Regions from separate parts of the Mus musculus genome. Here region 2 is linked to region 1. A link is a loop called in an ENCODE intact Hi-C map of the cell type or tissue named here. Cell type or tissue: heart. All regions are shown on one strand. Links, peaks and the distances in the headings refer to the core of each region. The heading gives the core; the rest is flanking DNA.

Region 1 (8,321 bases), core at 301-8,300:
TGGGTGCAACCCTCAATACCAGTGGGGGGAAATATGTTGAGAAACATGAAGGTTAGGAGACAATTCACACTTGATTTCACTTTAAGCAGAAATAAAATAAACTCGTGAGTATTCTTCAAAGGCCCGTGTGTGTGTGTGTGTGTGTGTGTGTGTGTGTGTGTGTGTGCGCGTGCGTGCGTGCGCGCACATGCCACATACTAACCCAGAAACCAAACTGCTTGAATATTAAAACTAATCCATTAAAACCATCTTCAGTAGAGGCCTATCTCCTGAAGCCCAGAACACTCAGTCTGGTATTTACTGATCACTAAATTGTGTGAGTAAGAGAGACTACAATTTTAAAGGTATTTATGCTGTGTGAATTGTCACTTGTAGGCAACTGAAAGCCTAAAAATGACCAGCAAGTTCTGCTCCAAGGAAGGGCAAGCCAAGGTAGGTCTTGTGACAAAAAGAAAGTACAAATAAGAGCACTCTGTCCTCTCCAGGAAGTGTGGCTTGGGAACGGAGAGCCTTCCTCAGAACACCCCTGACACATGGCTTTGCAAGTCTTCCAACAAGTGAACACTTGAGAACATTCTCTGACTCTACCCACATAGTTCTATTATTTAATAATAATAATAATATTCCATCTTAAGTATGCAAAAAAAACCCCAAAATGTCCCCAAACTGCCTCAGTTATTAATAGATAAAAATCTTAGCAGAGAGCAATAGTGTGTCTACCTCCCAGTAACTGACAGAGCCACTGTTCAGCCCCACTCTAAGACCAGGCATTTTCAGTAGTGAATTCCAGAGAGGAAGCAGATACTGAAGAAGAGAAAAATCCTCAAGGCAGCAACAGTAGCAGAAGGGTCTTTGCTGGCTTCAGAACTCCCACAGCAGATTGCCCAAGTGACCAATGTGAAGACCCAAGCCCCTCACTCTAAGAATACAGTCTTCTTGTTAGAAAAGAATCAACTTCTCTCCTTCAAGACGGTCAGATACCCAGCCCCTAGTTTTCTGCAATGAAGCCACAGGTGTGAGTTAAAGCCTGTGTCATCAATTTTCGCTTTTTAAAACAGCAAATGTCATGACTGAAGCTACTGCTGTACTACTTCTGTGTCCTAGGAAAGACATTCAAAAGCTCAAATGAGACGCAGACTACTCAAGCTAGGCCTTTCTCTGGAAGGTACTAATAGTTCTAGAGATGCTAATTACTGATAGCTGAGCAAGATTCGACTCAAAGGTCTAGGTTTTTTTGGTTTTTTATTTGTTTTGTATTGTTTTTTTTAAGAATAACAATGCTATTCTACTCCACTTTGTTTACAGAAATCTAATGTTCCCAACGAACCCCAATCCCAGCAGCACAGAAGTGCACCTAAACTGACAGAGCTAGCCAGGCCCCCTGTCACCTTCTCCCATAGTAGCACTACTCCACAACTAACTTGTGCCATTTATGGAGGAGAAACTCGAGGGTAGGAGCAGACCCAGCCCCAGTGGATCAAGCCCAAGGGGACCCCAGGGAACAGACAGGAAGGGATCTGGAACACAGTTCCTGTACTTGCCAGCCATGCGGAAAAGAGCTAACAGCCACACTCAGACATCTCCAAGAACTGTCTCAAAGCTTCTCAACTCCTGGCTTCTTCAGGACAGGGTCCCTTTTGCCCTGGCCAATGCCAAGTCAAGCCACCACGATTGTCTGGTGATCAGGAGACTGCAACACATACTCACTAATACACAGTATAAATAGCATGAACCCTGGAGATGTGAGTCACTGTCATTCATTACCAACTGAAGGTAAGTTGAGGGAACTCAAGACACCTAAGGGCTGGGTTACATACAGCACAGGAGAAAAGATACAGCCATGGATCCCAATCCCAACACAGGCTCCTACACTCTGCCATTGCGTCCGTCTCACATGCACACAAATTCGCTCACCTCCACTCTACACACACACATATTTCGCGCTCCACAGCACTCTCACTCAGTTTCAAATCACAAACCGGTGGCTCACCTCCACGGCCCACACTCGCTGACTTCCAGACTTCACGAGGCACACTCGATCACCCTTACAGGATCACTCATGTCCTGCATCCTCTCCACAACACACGCTCGCCGCAAGGCAGGCTCCTCCAGAATCACGCTCACCTTCAAACCCCAGAAGCAGAGTCCTCTCTCCCGAGCTCCCACGCGTGACCTCCACTCGGCCACCCACAAGTCTCCCCAGCCCACAGAGCGCACTCCGCACCCTCTCCGGCTGAGCACACCAGCAGCCCCGTCTTAGTGACAGCGCCCGGACGAGAGGCAAAGGCGATACTCACAGGCTGCGCGTCCAGGAGGGCAGGTCCCGGGGCAGCGTCGCCAGCCCGCGCCCACTGCAGTCCAGCGAGTCCCCGGCGCAAGTGCAGGCGGCCGCGCAGGGGGCCCGCGGGCCAGCCTGGGCGCCCGCTGACTCCGGCCATTGCAGTAGCAGCAAGAGCAGCCAGAGCAGAAGGCGAGGCGCAAGGCGCGGGGCTCCGAGCACTCCCGGACCGGGCCGCGCCATCTTGTCTGGAACGCGCCGCGAAGCCGGGGAGCGAGGGCTGCGAGGTGCGGGCGGCCGCGGGCGCGGGCTGCGCTCGGAGCTAGGCTCCGCGCCGGGACATGGACGCCCGACTCCAGTCGGCTCCGGGGCCGCGGCGCTCAGCCGGCACGCTCTGCCCGGGCCGCTTCGCAGCACCCTGCGGGGACCGCCACCCCCGCGCCCATCCGGGCCGAGCCCCGCGCGCGGCGAACTCTGTGGAGTCCCGCAGTGAGTGCCCGGCCGCCGCTGCTCGTCCTTCCCGCCGCGCTGAGAGTCGCCTTCAGAGCTCGGGCGCACGCCGAGAGCCGCCGCCTCTGAGGACTGAAAACGCTTAGCCTCGGCCTCTGCGCGTGGCGCGGGCGGGCATCTCACTGAGGGCGCTGAGCTGATGATAGCCGTGGACCCCACGCGCCTGCCCGTCCCGGAGCGGCCGGAGCGCACCGTGCCTCAGCGCTGCGAACAATCAGCGGCCAGCCGCTCCGCGGTCCAGCCCCGCGGCCCCAGGCCCCGCCCCGGCTGCTCGCCCTCACACACCCCTCCGATGGGGCCCCGGGGCGCAGATCGGCCCACGTTGGCTGCAGGGCTACAGCATTACGCCCCGCCCTGCCCGTTGCTCATTGGCTCCTGGAGCGCCTTTTTGGCGTCCTAACCCATAAGAGCGCTCGCTCCCTGAGGTCCCGCCTCCGCTCGCTTTTCCCACCCAAGGTGTGAAAGGCGGGGACGGGGCGGGGAAAAGGAGAGGCGTGCTGCCTCCTCTTAAAGGAGACTTGTAGGGTTTTGGCTACCAAGTACCAGAATCTGGAAAAGTGGCCTAAGCTTCGGTCCATTGAGCCTAGGAGAAGAGAGAAAGTTTGTAATCCACGGGTTTGGGAGCTATCTGGACCCAAGGTTTATTCTGCTCTCCTAAACTAAAAACATCATGGTGGATTTACAGCAAACGAGCACCCTTTTTCAGGTGCCTTGCAAAAGAAAAAAAAAAAAGATTTAAAACTTGCTTTCATGAGTTTCTCAGCTATTTCCTCAGAGGTGGGGCCCCCTTTCCCATCTGTGCTCCACACTCGTTCTTCTTGATATCTTTAATCCAGAAATGTGTCCTTGACTACCGAAATGACTGTGTGCTGCAGAAATTGAATCTTGAGGGCACGCCCACTTCCCCGCCCCTAGTTAGTTGAAGGATAGTTCGGGAAGTGCTCTGGACTTGGATAAAGGGGGTTGCTGTGGTGGTGTGTTTTGTTATTGAAAATCAGTGCCTTTAAAATACAATTTCCAAGAAATTATCCGTGACGTGCTCTTTATAGACAGTGAGAGAGGTGGGGGGAGGGAGAGAGGAGAGAGAGAGAGAGAGAGAGAGAGAGAGAGAGAGAGAGAGAGAGAGAGAGAGAGAACCTGTTAGTTTGGCAAACACGGATCAGAATAGATTGATAGCCGCCATGTGAAACAGTGCTTGGACATAGGCGAGCACACGCGCGCGAACACACACACACTTAATGGAGTGGGGCGGGGGGGCGGGGGGAAGAGATTAGCACTGTAATACATATCTGCCGCCTCTGGGCGGTTTGACTTGCTGATGTCCGAACTGCACACAGGGTCAGGGAAACTAAGGCGCTGGAGTCTTCTGGAAAACATTTGTTCCAGCACGGTTAAATCTAACTTAGGCTTTATAGAAAGGGAGTAGGAACGCTGTTCATCGGGAAGAAAAACACCGAACAGTTAAAGGGATTTCATTACATGTTTGACATATTCAAGAAATACGATTTGATGCTAAACGTGGCTGTCCCTCAAGTTTTGCTTTTTTTTTAAACCAAAATTGGACCTGTATTTAGTAGTCAGGTGATTGTTGCCTAGCTGTCTGTGCTTTCTGTCTCTTTCTTTCCTTGCCTTCTTTCTTCCTTCTTTTTTGATTGTTTGAGTCTCATCATGTAGCCCAGACTCCCTCAACCTTATTATGCTCCTGTTTCAGTCTTCTGGAACAACTGGCATTACAGGTGTGTGCAGCATGCCCGGCTTTGTTTGCCATTCTTTTCATCCTTACACCAGCCTTCCCTTTCTCCTGATTGCCTACACTATAGAGCAATGCTGTTGGGTTTCTCTCCCATTTTCTGTATATCTCAGAAGTGATGGTGAAGCAGTGTCCACACGTGCATAAATTAAGCCAAATGTAATACCTCAGAAATCTTAACAGGAAAGCTCCAACTAGTATCTGTGTGCACATGCACGCATGAGCAGGAACATATGTGCTACACATGCAGTCCACATTAGCATACACCTTCCAACTGGATAAGGAGAAACAGGTCTCCTTGTTTTCATGCCCTTGGGTAGAAATAGGAAGCTGGGGAATGGAATATACAAGAGCTGCAAATTGGAGTCCTCTATCATGGTGCTTACGAATTTCAAGACAAAATAGTACACTTTAAAGATTCCTTTTATTTTTAATTGCATATGTGTGTGCATGTACGTATGTCTGTGAGTATGTATATGGGCATGAGTGCAGGACATCCAAGGAAGCCAACAGCCACTGTAGCTTAACACAGGTAGTTGTAAACCACCTGACATGGATGCTGGAAACGGAATTCTCTACAAGAGGAATACTTAACCACTGAGAAATCTCTCTGCCCCCCACCTTCTTTTTCTTTGAAACAACATCTCACTATATAGTGAGGCTAGCACCAAACTTGCAGCAATCCTCCTGCCTCGGCATCCCAAGGGCTGGGACAAAAGAGTAATTTAGACCAGTAGGATGGTAGAATGAGAGAGCAATTTGATCGTTGAAACTCACAAGGTGGAAGGAGAGAGCAGATTCCTGCAGGCTATCCTTGGCCTCCACACATGAGCACGCACGCGCGCACGCGCGCGCGCACACACACACACACACACACACACACAAATCTAATTTAAATTTTTATTTTAAATTTGTAATGATTTTTTTTTAAATTTATGTGTATGTGTGTTTTGCCTACATATGTCTGGGCAACACATGCATGCCTGGTGCCCACAGAGGTCAGAAGTGATAATCATATCCCCTGGCACTGGAATTACAGACAATCTTTAAACAAAAGAATTATTTAATGCAGAATGCTTGTGATCAGCTCTCCCTTAAAGAAACTTGCCAGGTCATCCCCACCCTGCCCCTGCATCAAGCAGCATAGTACACACAGTTCATCACAAGTCATGAAACCTGGCTGGAGATGACCTTCAGGCTGGTCACCACAGTAGAGTGTTCCAAAAGGTTCTCAAACGCTGTGGGTGGGACTATGAGATGCACTTGGGAACTCCTGGCATCCTAGAGGACAAGGTTTGAGAATCTGCAAGGTAATTTGCCCACAGGTGTACAGCATCCCCTGTGGTCTGGTTACCACACCACCAGAGAAGAGGATTCCAAACAGAGGGAGTGAGTCTTGGGGGGAATGGGGCGCCTGAGCCTTGGCAGTTCTTCTCGTCTACAGCAAAGCATGAAGTCATGTCTGCTCCTCACACCATGTATGGAAGTCTGCCCACATACTAGCAACCTGCATGCGATTGCACCAAGAGTGTGGGCTGGAGAGCAGAAATCCAGCTTAGGAAAGAATCGTCTGTAGCTACAACCGAAGATCAGGAAGAGAACACCAAGGGGGACTTTTAAGGAAAGCTACCTGCTAGAACAGGTCACGGTCCTTCCAGCAAAGAGCTGGTCCTCATTTTTAATCTGTGCTTTATCTTTTTTATTTATTTAATCTAGTGCTTTAATTTTTTTAACAGTGTCTCATACACTCCAGGGTAGTCTAGAACTTAATAGGTAACAAAGAATCGCCTTGAGCTCCTGATTCGCCTGCCCCTGCCTCCTGAGTACTTGAGTCATCTATAGAAGCTTTCTAGATTTTACAGTTTGCAGAAACCAATGCCCAGAACCAACACCCCTAAGAATCAGTCAAGGTTTCTTGCATCCAAAAGTCTCAGCAATACATCATGCTAATCCCAGTGCTAGAAGCCCAGAATTAGCAAACTGCACTGAGAAACACACACACACACACACACACACACACACACACACACACACACACACAAAACAGTATAGGAAAGGAGCCAGCAAGCTGACTCTGTGGGCAAAGGCACTTGAGGCACAAGCCTGAGGACTTAAGCTCTAACCCCAGAATCCATATAGAGGGAGAAGGGGAGAATCAACTCCACAAGGTTGTCCACTGACCTCGACATGTGTGCTGTGGCATGAGCATACACCACCCCCAACCTCCACATACTTTTTTTTTTAATCAGAAAAGCAGGTTGATCATGGGGATTGTTTGAAAAGTCCAACTTTCAAGAGTCAGAATTATGGCTTCTTGGTATCAAAAGAGAACTTACATTATTTTTGGTGCACTAAAAAAGCATTGGAGTCTTCAGCATAGCTCAGTGGCACCGCCCTTGCCTGGCATGCATACATCACCAGTTTTGCAATTTAATAATAATAATAATAATAATAATAATAATAATAATGAAGTCCCCTGAGCAGAAATCAAAAGCCCTGGCTCCAGCCTTGTTACTAGAAACCTTTGTCCAGTTATGTCTTTTCTTGAACTTCAGTGTTCCCACATGGCAAAGGGGAATGATGCCCTCTGTGTGTGAGGGGGTTTAAAAATGATCTAGTTTGAACTGGGGAGCTAGCTCAGTGGCTAAGAACCCGTGCTGCAAAGCATGAGGTTCTGAGTTCAAATTCCCAGCACCCCTATAAGATGCTGGGCATAGCCTGTAACCCCAGAGCTGGGGGGAGATTGAGATGGCCAGGCCTTGGTATCTGTCAGCCTAGCTCCAAGTTTAGTGAGAGATCCTGCTGCAAGGGAACAAGGCAGGGAGTGGTAGAGTAGGACAGACACCAAGGTCCTCCTCTGGCCTCCCCTTACATGTGTGCATGGGTACACATATATGCACAAGTGCTAAACAGTCTCATACAACATACCATTCTGATCAGGTATGTTATAGGCAGTGTAAGACCACATATATCTCAGGCTTCTTGGGTAAGTATTGCTAAACTTAAACTCTGAAGCAACATAAGTCCATGATTTTAATAGAGATAGAAAAATATTAGTAGGTTCTTTCAACCCCAGGCTTTTTCCCTCAGGAATGCCACAAAGGGTTAATAATTACCTGTAAAATCCCTAAAATCTCAAGAGCGATGACAGCCTGCTCTGAGCCTGTCTTGTACTTCTCTGCCAAGAAAAAAAAAAGACAACTGTGTACTCATTAACTCCTTCTTTCCAATAATCTTGTCAAGGAGATGGATGGGGAAGAGAGAAAGAGAGAGAGCTAAAGAGTCTGGGGATGGGATATGAAAGGGAATGTTGATGTCTCCCTGCCCCCAGTGCCAGCATTGTCCTCTGAGACGTGAGAAGAAGTGGGCTTATTTGTTTGTTTGTTTGGATTTGTTTGTTTGTTTCTGTGCCATCTCTGGCTATGGGAAAGCTGGCTAGTGTCCAACTGCAGCTGCCATGTCTCCACCAGCAGCATGTGTAATGCCTGTGGCTCAGCTGTGACCTGCACAGGCTCCTACCCTCCTCTCAGAACTATTAATATCAACTAACAACTGTGTGGCCCACTCCCGGACACAAGCCATCTCCTGGGGACACTTGTCATTTACCTGTGAATTTCTAATTTTAACTGATTAGATGAGAGGTTGGGTTTTTTTTTTAAGTCAACAAAGTTATGACCACTTCAAAATCCTGCAGTTTCCCCAAAGAGGCAGTCTCTTAACTCCAATGGTGATTCCAAGATAGGTTGATGACATCACCAGAGACTGAGCTGCTAAGTCCCCCCC
Region 2 (8,321 bases), core at 292-8,291, 270 kb after region 1:
GAAATGTCAGAGTTTATGCAGCTCCGACTCTGACATGAAAAATGAGATTTAGTGTATGTGCTTTAGATTAAATAAGAAAACAAACAAAACCAAACACCCTCATCACGCCTTCTGCCCAACGGTCCCTTATCAGAATATGCACACCCTACTCTTGCCTTTTCTTCTCTGCTTGACTTTAGACTGTTTCTAGGTCTCCAAGTCTGTAATCAACACAACAAAGAACAACCTTCCTGCCTACAAACAGGGGTCCTTCTGTGGTTCTAATATTGAGGATCTTCTGGCTGTGTCTTGCTGGCTTAGGAAAGTACTCAAGTGAACAGTGGGTATTTTGACTTTGAGCTAATAATGTGTTCTGAGATTGTCCCCATCTCGAGTCTCCCACACTCCTAGGCTTGGATCATCACCCGAGTGACTGATTCTGGTCAACTGGTTCACAAGCTGCCATTATCATTTCTATGGCAGCAGTGAAGTTGCTATTAGTGCTCCTTAATTGCCTTCCTCTGCTTGCAGTGGTGACTTCAAAAGCCACAGCTTCTATATATGGGGGAGATGACCCTTCACAAATATGAGAGAGAAATAAATGTTTATTGGCATATCATTTTGATTTTGGAAGTTTGTCTGGAGTGACTTCTAATATAAATGATTCAATTTTTATCATTTTGAGTTGTATACTTCAAGACAAGTCTCTTGCTTTATCAAATGTGAAAACATGCCCCATCCTGTGCCAAGAAATATGCTGCATCCCAAGTTTCTTTAAACATCCACAGAGACGGTGGCTAATGTCCATTCTGTCCTCACAATATCCCCGTATTGTCTTCAGTTTCTAGGGGAGGAAACAGAGACACAGAAAAGTTAAGAAATTTGCCTGGAGTCGCACAGAAAGGACCAAGCAACGTTACCAGGTTTAGCAGACTACAGCAAACAGGACATATTTAAAGCAAAGAAATTATACATTGTTCCTCTAAGTTCTAATTTAACTGGGTTTCCTATGTCTTATCTGCCAAATCTGTTAGGAGGGTACCCCAGAATTTGAAACCCAACAATCTGACCACAAGCTTCTTGACTCACTTCATTTTTCTTTTTCATTATACATGAAAGCAGACTCATGCAAACAGAGAAATCACAGTGACATCTGGCCAGTGCCCTGGAGCCACAGCTTCAGGCATGTAATGGGGACTGTAGGGAACAGTGACAAGATGAAGACTATATGCACCATATAAACAGCAGTCTTTATTGAGCTGTTACAGACTGCTGCCCTGTGGAAATCTAGTTATTTTTCTAAAATAATGGTCCTCAACCTGTGGGTCACAACCCCTTTGGGGTTACACGTTAGATATTTCGTTATGAATCCAGCAGTAGTAAAATTACAGTTATGAAGTAGCAATAAAATAATTTTAGGGTTGGTGGTCACCACAACCCAAGGAACTGTATTAAAGGGTTACAGCATTAGGAAGGTTGAGAAACCACTGTTCTAAAAGAAGTCACAAACTCAAATTTTCACAGGAAATTTTCCCATTTTAGGATTCTGGTAACTTCATCAAAAACCATAACCTGCCTGGATCCAAATAATTGTTAGCTCTAGTCTTGACTCAACCTTTATAGTGACTAGGGTACCAACTCTTGCTTTCACAAAGAGATGTCTCCCAAGCCATTGTTCTGTTGGTCTTCAGGTCCTGGGAGACTTCTACTTCTACACTGCTTTCTTCCTATGGAGGAGACATTCTAAGGACTGAAATGTGTAATTTACATAATTCTGGCTAAGGGCTAACAATAGAGCCTCTGCTAGGACGGCACATTGTACCAAGGGCATGTGGTAATGCCCATCTCCCTGTTTCATGAAGGACACAGAAGGGCAACTGTAGGAGAACTGGGAAGAGATCAACCTGGCATGATGGATATGTGAACAGGGTCAGCTGGGAAAAGATGCACAGGGAAGATTTCAATAAAGTCAAAGATGGAGAGGTGCCTAGAACAGAGACTAACTTGAAATCTAAGAAATGGATGCATACCTATTGATCAAGTAGAGCTTATTTTCTGAAGTTTAATATAAAGACCAAGAACTTGGTTCAACAGCCTTGAGTAGGAAGCCATTCTTTGTACTGTCCTCTCCCCATTTAATTGCATCCGTTTCTACTGATGCTGTTTTAAAGCACCATGCTCCCATGACAGTGGTCATGATCATCCTTTCATGCCTGACCTACTTCAATAGAATCTCCATCTCCATCCTCCCTTCAAATCACCCAGTTCAGCTTCAGTACAGAAGCCTGATATTAACATCATGCATTCCTAGCTTAAAGTTCCTTGATGGAATCCTATCCATCCTGCTTTTTAAAAAACAGGGTCTTGTATAGTCCAGATTGACCTCAGACATGCTATATAACCAAAGATGACACTGAGCTCCTGAGTCCTTTCTTTCTACCTCCCAGTGCCAGGACTACAGGTGTGCACTACCATACCAGGCATCCCACCTTAGTTTGAATTAAAACACAAAACCTCAGCTAAGTGTGTTGATAATCGACAGCAGGATCCAATCAATTTCTGGTCTGACTGGTGCTAGTCCTGGACCCGTTACCACTCTCATAACCGTGCTCTTCTCCTAAACAATATGGACCTCTTTCCTACCAAAAGTCTTTCCACTTCCTCTTCCTCCACTTGCCTGGTTGGTTGTCTTTTAATGATTAAAACTCCCAGCCCTGTTCCCTATACCAGAACACCATCTGCTCTCTCATGGAAATCTCACAATAACCTCTCATTATGTTTGTGAACAAGTAATGAATTATTGGATTCACTGTACCACGCCTTGTTCCTGCTGCTTGTGCTCAATGGTATAAATCGCAGTACCTGGCACATCTCAATGGTATACACTCAACAAAACACTGGCACAACATCTTCTCAATGGTATACACTCAACAAAACAGCTGATGGATGGAGGGTTTGAGTTTAGGAAAGTACCTTGGATGCGGTGTAGTACAGTCCTCTACTCCATGTAAAATTCCCAGCAATGTAAGTGGACTTGTAAAGTGTTGTTTGTCCCTTGACTCCATCAGTGTAAGGCAGCCCTATTTCATTTATCTCTCTATTTCTCTCTCTTGTAATAAAATACTATTCACATTCTGCCAGTGTTAGGCTCTGTACACTATTGCAAATCTCTACCATGGTGAGAATTTATCCACTTTTATAATTTTCCAAGTTTGCCTAATTATCTAATGCCACTTTTATACTGAAAACATTTCATAAAGTTATTTTGAATTAGACACACTGACTTTTCTTCAAGACATGGGGATGTGGAAAAGTGTTTTTTAAATATGTCTGAGAGATGTTTTTAAAATGCTACAAAATAAGATTGGATCTAAAACTCAAGGGTGATATGTGATTTGAAGCATTTAAGCTAGTATATTTAAATTCATTTTACCAATGGAGTGTGTGTGTGTGTGTGTGTGTGTGTGTGTGTGTATGTATCTGCTTGTATGTGTGTGTCTCTGTGTGTGCATCTGTTTGTGTGTGTTTCTCTGTGTATGTATGCATATGTCTTTCTGTATCTGTCTCTGTGTGCACGTGTATCTGTGTGGCTATGTTCTTATGCTTATGGAAGACAGAGGTTGATGTCTGGTGTCTGCCTAAATGGCTTTCCATCTAATCTCTTGAAACAAGGTCTCCCATTGAACCCAGTGCTTGCTAGCCTGCCTGGCCAGTGTGCTCCCAAGAGTCTCCTGCTTTTGCTGTCCCAGAACCAAAGTCACAGATACATGCAAACACATGCAGCCATTTTCTTACTTGTTGCTGGGGGTTGAGCCCAGGTCTTTCTTATCCAGTAGGCACAAGGCCAGCATCTGAAATGCTAGTATGGGAATCTTGCAGCCCACTTTGAGGTGCTGAAAAGCCGAGGCAACCTCTGAGTATGTGAAAAAAAAAATGTGTTGCTAAAGGGTAATTGTAGCTATTTGAACTTCACAGCGTCTTCCACTAGGGACATATTAATTCTGTCTAAACACACTAGTGCCACCTATTGGAAAAATCTCTGTTTAGACAGAAACAAAGTTGTAGGGTTAGAGTCTGCAATACTAGAAAATGCCTCTCGAGATGGCAATTTCCTCTGCTAAAGAAAAATAAGATTAAACCAGCTTGCTAAAGAATGTTTAGATGATGTCTAGATATTTTGATGTGGAAAGAGAGGTTTTCATCTTTAAAAAAAACTTGTTAGCAAAGAAAACATTAACTAATAATGAATCAGCAGACTAACAAATACCATAGTTCAGGAAAAGGCTTTTTGCTTGTATAATTAGTCCTGATGGGGCTTGGGTTCCTGGAGTGTGAGCCCAGAGGATTTTCTCATGGGCGAGAGAATTTTCTCACTCAGTCCTGCTGTAGAAGACCTGGAGCCCTGGAGAAACAGAAAGGAAGCAGGAGAATTTACTTACCTTATTACAAAGGGAAAGCTGCCTTTCCTTCTGGCCTTCTTTCATCAATAAATATTGTTTGATCACAAAGTATAAAATGCCTATCCCTGCCGTCTTTCAACCTCTGCTGGAAATACTTTTAACACAGTGGTTTGTGGGGAAATGATACAAAGAACATAACAAAGAGTATGACCATACATAAAAATGGCCTAGGGTGGCATAGTAACAGAGAGGAGAAGGAGGAGAGTGCAGAAATGAAGAAATAAAAATTCTAGAAAATGGCATTGACATTGTCCTGAAAGGTTTTAAAAAATAAAACCCAAATTGCTCATGGAAATTACATTTAAGGAAAGGGAAGTTGAGAGAGAGAGAAAGTTTGATTTTCCAATTAATATCTTTGTACTTCATTTTTATTACATAGAGGAAGGGAAAGGGCATCACATGTAAAAAGTACAGGCTGGGGCTGGGCGTGGTTGTTCGTGGCCCAGGGCTTACCTGACACACACTAGGTCCTGGACGCACCACTTAGCACTGGAAATAGTGCTTATATTTCTGAATGTACTAAAAATTAGTACTTACTTGAAGGTGACTGTGTACTTATTTGATAAACGTCCATTGGACATCTGAGACAATTGCATTTGCTTGACTGGATTCAAACGTGGCAAAGCAAAACCAATCCAAGTTGTATGGAATACAGAGCAAGACAGCGATTAGAGGGGCCAGGGCTGAGAAGGAGCCACGGAGAATCTGGAGACTTCTGGAAATGCTGCCAATGCTTTTACTGAACTGAGCTGGTACCTGTAACAGAGTGGTGTTCAGTGGTGTTCAGAAGTCACCAAGCTGTGGATTCTGAGCTGGACTCTTTCTTCCAGATGTGTGTAAGTAGATACAAATTCTAAAAATGACACTGAGATGACTTCTTGGCTAGAGAGACCTATTATTTACTTTCTAGTCCCCTGGATTACACCGCAAGTCTTATGGGGAGAAAACAAAAACAAATAAAGTGCATTCAATTTTGACATTTTCCTCAAATGCCTGTTGGTACACAGCTGTGGTTGATGGAATCCTAAAGCTATATAGCACTAGTGCTGGAAGGTTCTTTGGAAAGTGCTGAAGGAGTACTACAGGAAGCCAGGTCTGGGCGGGAGCTACTGCAGGCCCCAACAGAGGTCAACACCATATGTCCAACACTTCAACAAACAATACAAAAGAGTCCTTGTTCATTAATGGGAAGCAGACCCAACATCCACTTGGAGGCAGGCAAATCTGTTCCCTCCTTGACTGCCAAGCACCCTCGCCATTCCCTGTCTGCTAATTCACCTGTTCAGATTACCTGTCGATCAGTGAACACTGATGGGCTGCTAGATATCCTGGCAGACAAGCTTACAAATGATCGTGCCTGCCACGTGTCCTGTATTTAAAGGAGCCACAGTAAACCTTCACATCTAGTGAGAGGTGTGTTGTATTTCCTATCTGTCGCTGATAATCCTGGGGGACACTGAAATCCCAGGTAGGGTTACAGGCTGTCACGTGCAGCCACACATCCCGCTTCCCCTGGTTCTATTTATTTATTTTTTCGCACTCACACGATTACCGGTTGTGCTAAGTGTGCGGGCCAGAACTTTAATCTTGTTCCCCACTCAAATGGCAGATAAAACTGTGAAAGTAGCTCAGGCTTTCCCCACCACTCTAAGAAAGGAGTGTTAAGCTATGTGCTTTGTTTCTGTAACTTCCCACTAGCTCGGAGAAGCATTCTTACTAATGACAATGAGTGCCCCACTGTTGGCTTAGAGGTCCACTCATTTAAAACCTGGGGCAGGACTTGGGAGACAGCTCAGCAGGTAAGAGCACCTGCAGTGTGTGCAAGCAGGGGAACCTGAGCTCAGACTCCTAGCACCAACATAAGAAGCTGCACTTCTGTGCCCGTTACTCAGCACTGTGTGGGGGAGGGCATGAAGGAAAGCAGAGAGTGATAGGTAGGGCACCCTATGGCCTCTGTGTATACAAATGAACACACACCACATACACACACACACACACACACACACACACAAATGGAAGGATCAAAAAATAAAAAATAAAATAAAAGTAAAAAGAAATATAGGGCTTCATAGACTAATGAATAGCAAGAGAGGGGTCCCAAGAGTGGAGGATGAACAAGGAGAAGTTGATAGAATATGGTGTGTGCTAGGCAGATGCCAACAAGAGCCTGCTGACAGGAACCTGATATAGCTGTCTCCTGCGAGGCTATGCCAGTGCCGGGCAAATATAGAAGTGGATGCTCACAGTCATCTATTGGACGGAGCGCAAGATCCCCAATGAAGAGCCAGAGAAATACCCAGGAAGCTGAAGCCCCATAGGAGAAACATCAGTATGAACTAACCAGTACCCATAGAGCTTCTTAGAACTATACCACCAATCAAAGAAAACATATGGTGGAGCATGTGGCTCTAGCTGTATTCTCTGTAGCAGAGAATGGCCTAGTCGGTCATCAATGGGAGGAGAAGCCCTTGGTCCTGTGAAGGCTCTAGGCCCCAGTATAGAAGAATGCCAGGACCAGGAATGGGAGGAGGAGGGTTGGGGAGCATGGGGAGTGGGGAAGGGGGAGGGATAGGGGATTTTTGGAGGGGAAACTAGGAAACGGGATAACATTTGAAATGTAAATAAAGAAAATATCTAATAAAAAATTTAAAAAAAATTTTTAAAAAGTACATACATAGGGAAAAAAATACGATGTGTGGAAATTCCATGGTGAAACCTGTCATTTTGTATGCTGACCTTGAAACTGAATTAAAAAAAAAAAAAGATAGTCTAGTTCCTGGCATAGTTTTGGGTAGAAAACTTGTGGCAGTGATCATTACTTCAGTCATAGAAGGAATGACATCTGCGATAATGATGGTGATTACACTAGCCGTCAGTACTGCTTGCCCAGTGTTCTGGGTGCTGACTTCTGCTGTGGTCACACTAGACTGATAAATGTCAAACACATGTCACTCACAAGGAGAGGAAAGAGCCCTGAGTCTTTGATAGCTTGCCCAACATCACATAAGCTGTGTGATGTATGTGTGTATGTGCACATGCACACGTGTGTGTGTGTACATGTGCAAGATAGGATACATTTAATATATATATTAAATATATGTAATATATTATATATTATGTTAAATATATATGTGTGTGTTATATGTGTATGTATAATATATATTATGTATAGTAATATATAACATATGTATATATAATGTATGTGTGTATGCTAATGCAGAGGTGGGGTATTACTCAATCTTTCTCCTCTTATATTTATGATTTATGATTTATTTATTAATTTATTTATTATTTATTTATTTATTTATTTATTTATTTTACTCTGACACCTGCTTTCATCCTCCAAACACTGTACTGAGGATGTGTTGCTAAGATCTTTGAAGGATCTGTGCATAAAATCTTTGGGGCTAACAATTGACTTATGTGATGTGCATTAATGGGAGACACAGGATCTGACCACTTCTTGGTCAAGCCCGGGAGATTAACAGTTTAGGAGGCAAAGTAGATCTTTTGACAGGTAAGTCATCTCCGATTCTCATGGGCAGGAAGAGCCTGACGTTTTGACAGCAGATGGTCTTAGTAGTGAGTATTCTTGCAGACTCGAAGTATACTGGCTCAGACTGGAACAGTTAACTTGGGTCTTGTCAAAGCTGCTCAGAAGCCATGTGGAGAAGGAATTCCTTCTTTTGTTGGTGATGGTGGTAACAGCTCATCGTATTTGCTTAAATACCCTTCTAAAAGCACAGTCCCCATCCAAAGTGTGTCTTCTCCAAGAGATTAGATGCTTACAGGAGATAGGAATCTAAAGTGTGTAGGAGTAGATACGTCTAGAAATGCTGTATGTTTAGACATGAGGTCATTTTGATAAAGGCGGCATTTTAA

What was found. Peaks named below come from ENCODE experiments on the same cell type or tissue, not always from the same donor. Only the 100,000 strongest peaks of a DNase experiment are listed, where the experiment ranks them.
Region 2: it touches region 1 in a loop (5-fold over the local background); 12 of 42 quality-filtered maps call a loop at or near these places.

What each region holds. Positions count from the first base shown.
Region 1 is chr6:94,697,165-94,705,485 of GRCm38, forward strand. It overlaps Lrig1 (leucine-rich repeats and immunoglobulin-like domains 1), which reads right to left and starts at 2,981. Exons shown (of 19, transcript NM_008377.2): 1 at 2,298-2,981. The coding sequence starts at 2,521. In heart, for the core only: a CTCF peak has its summit at 4,109; DNase peaks (open chromatin) are centred at 1,527, 2,297, 3,177 and 3,687; H3K4me3 peaks cover 4,147 bases; H3K27ac peaks cover 3,202 bases.
Region 2 is chr6:94,963,269-94,971,589 of GRCm38, forward strand. No RefSeq gene overlaps it. Among named protein-coding and RNA genes, the nearest start is that of 4930511E03Rik, 24 kb to the left of the region's middle. In heart, for the core only: a CTCF peak has its summit at 3,993 (motif pointing left); no DNase peak of the experiment used is centred there.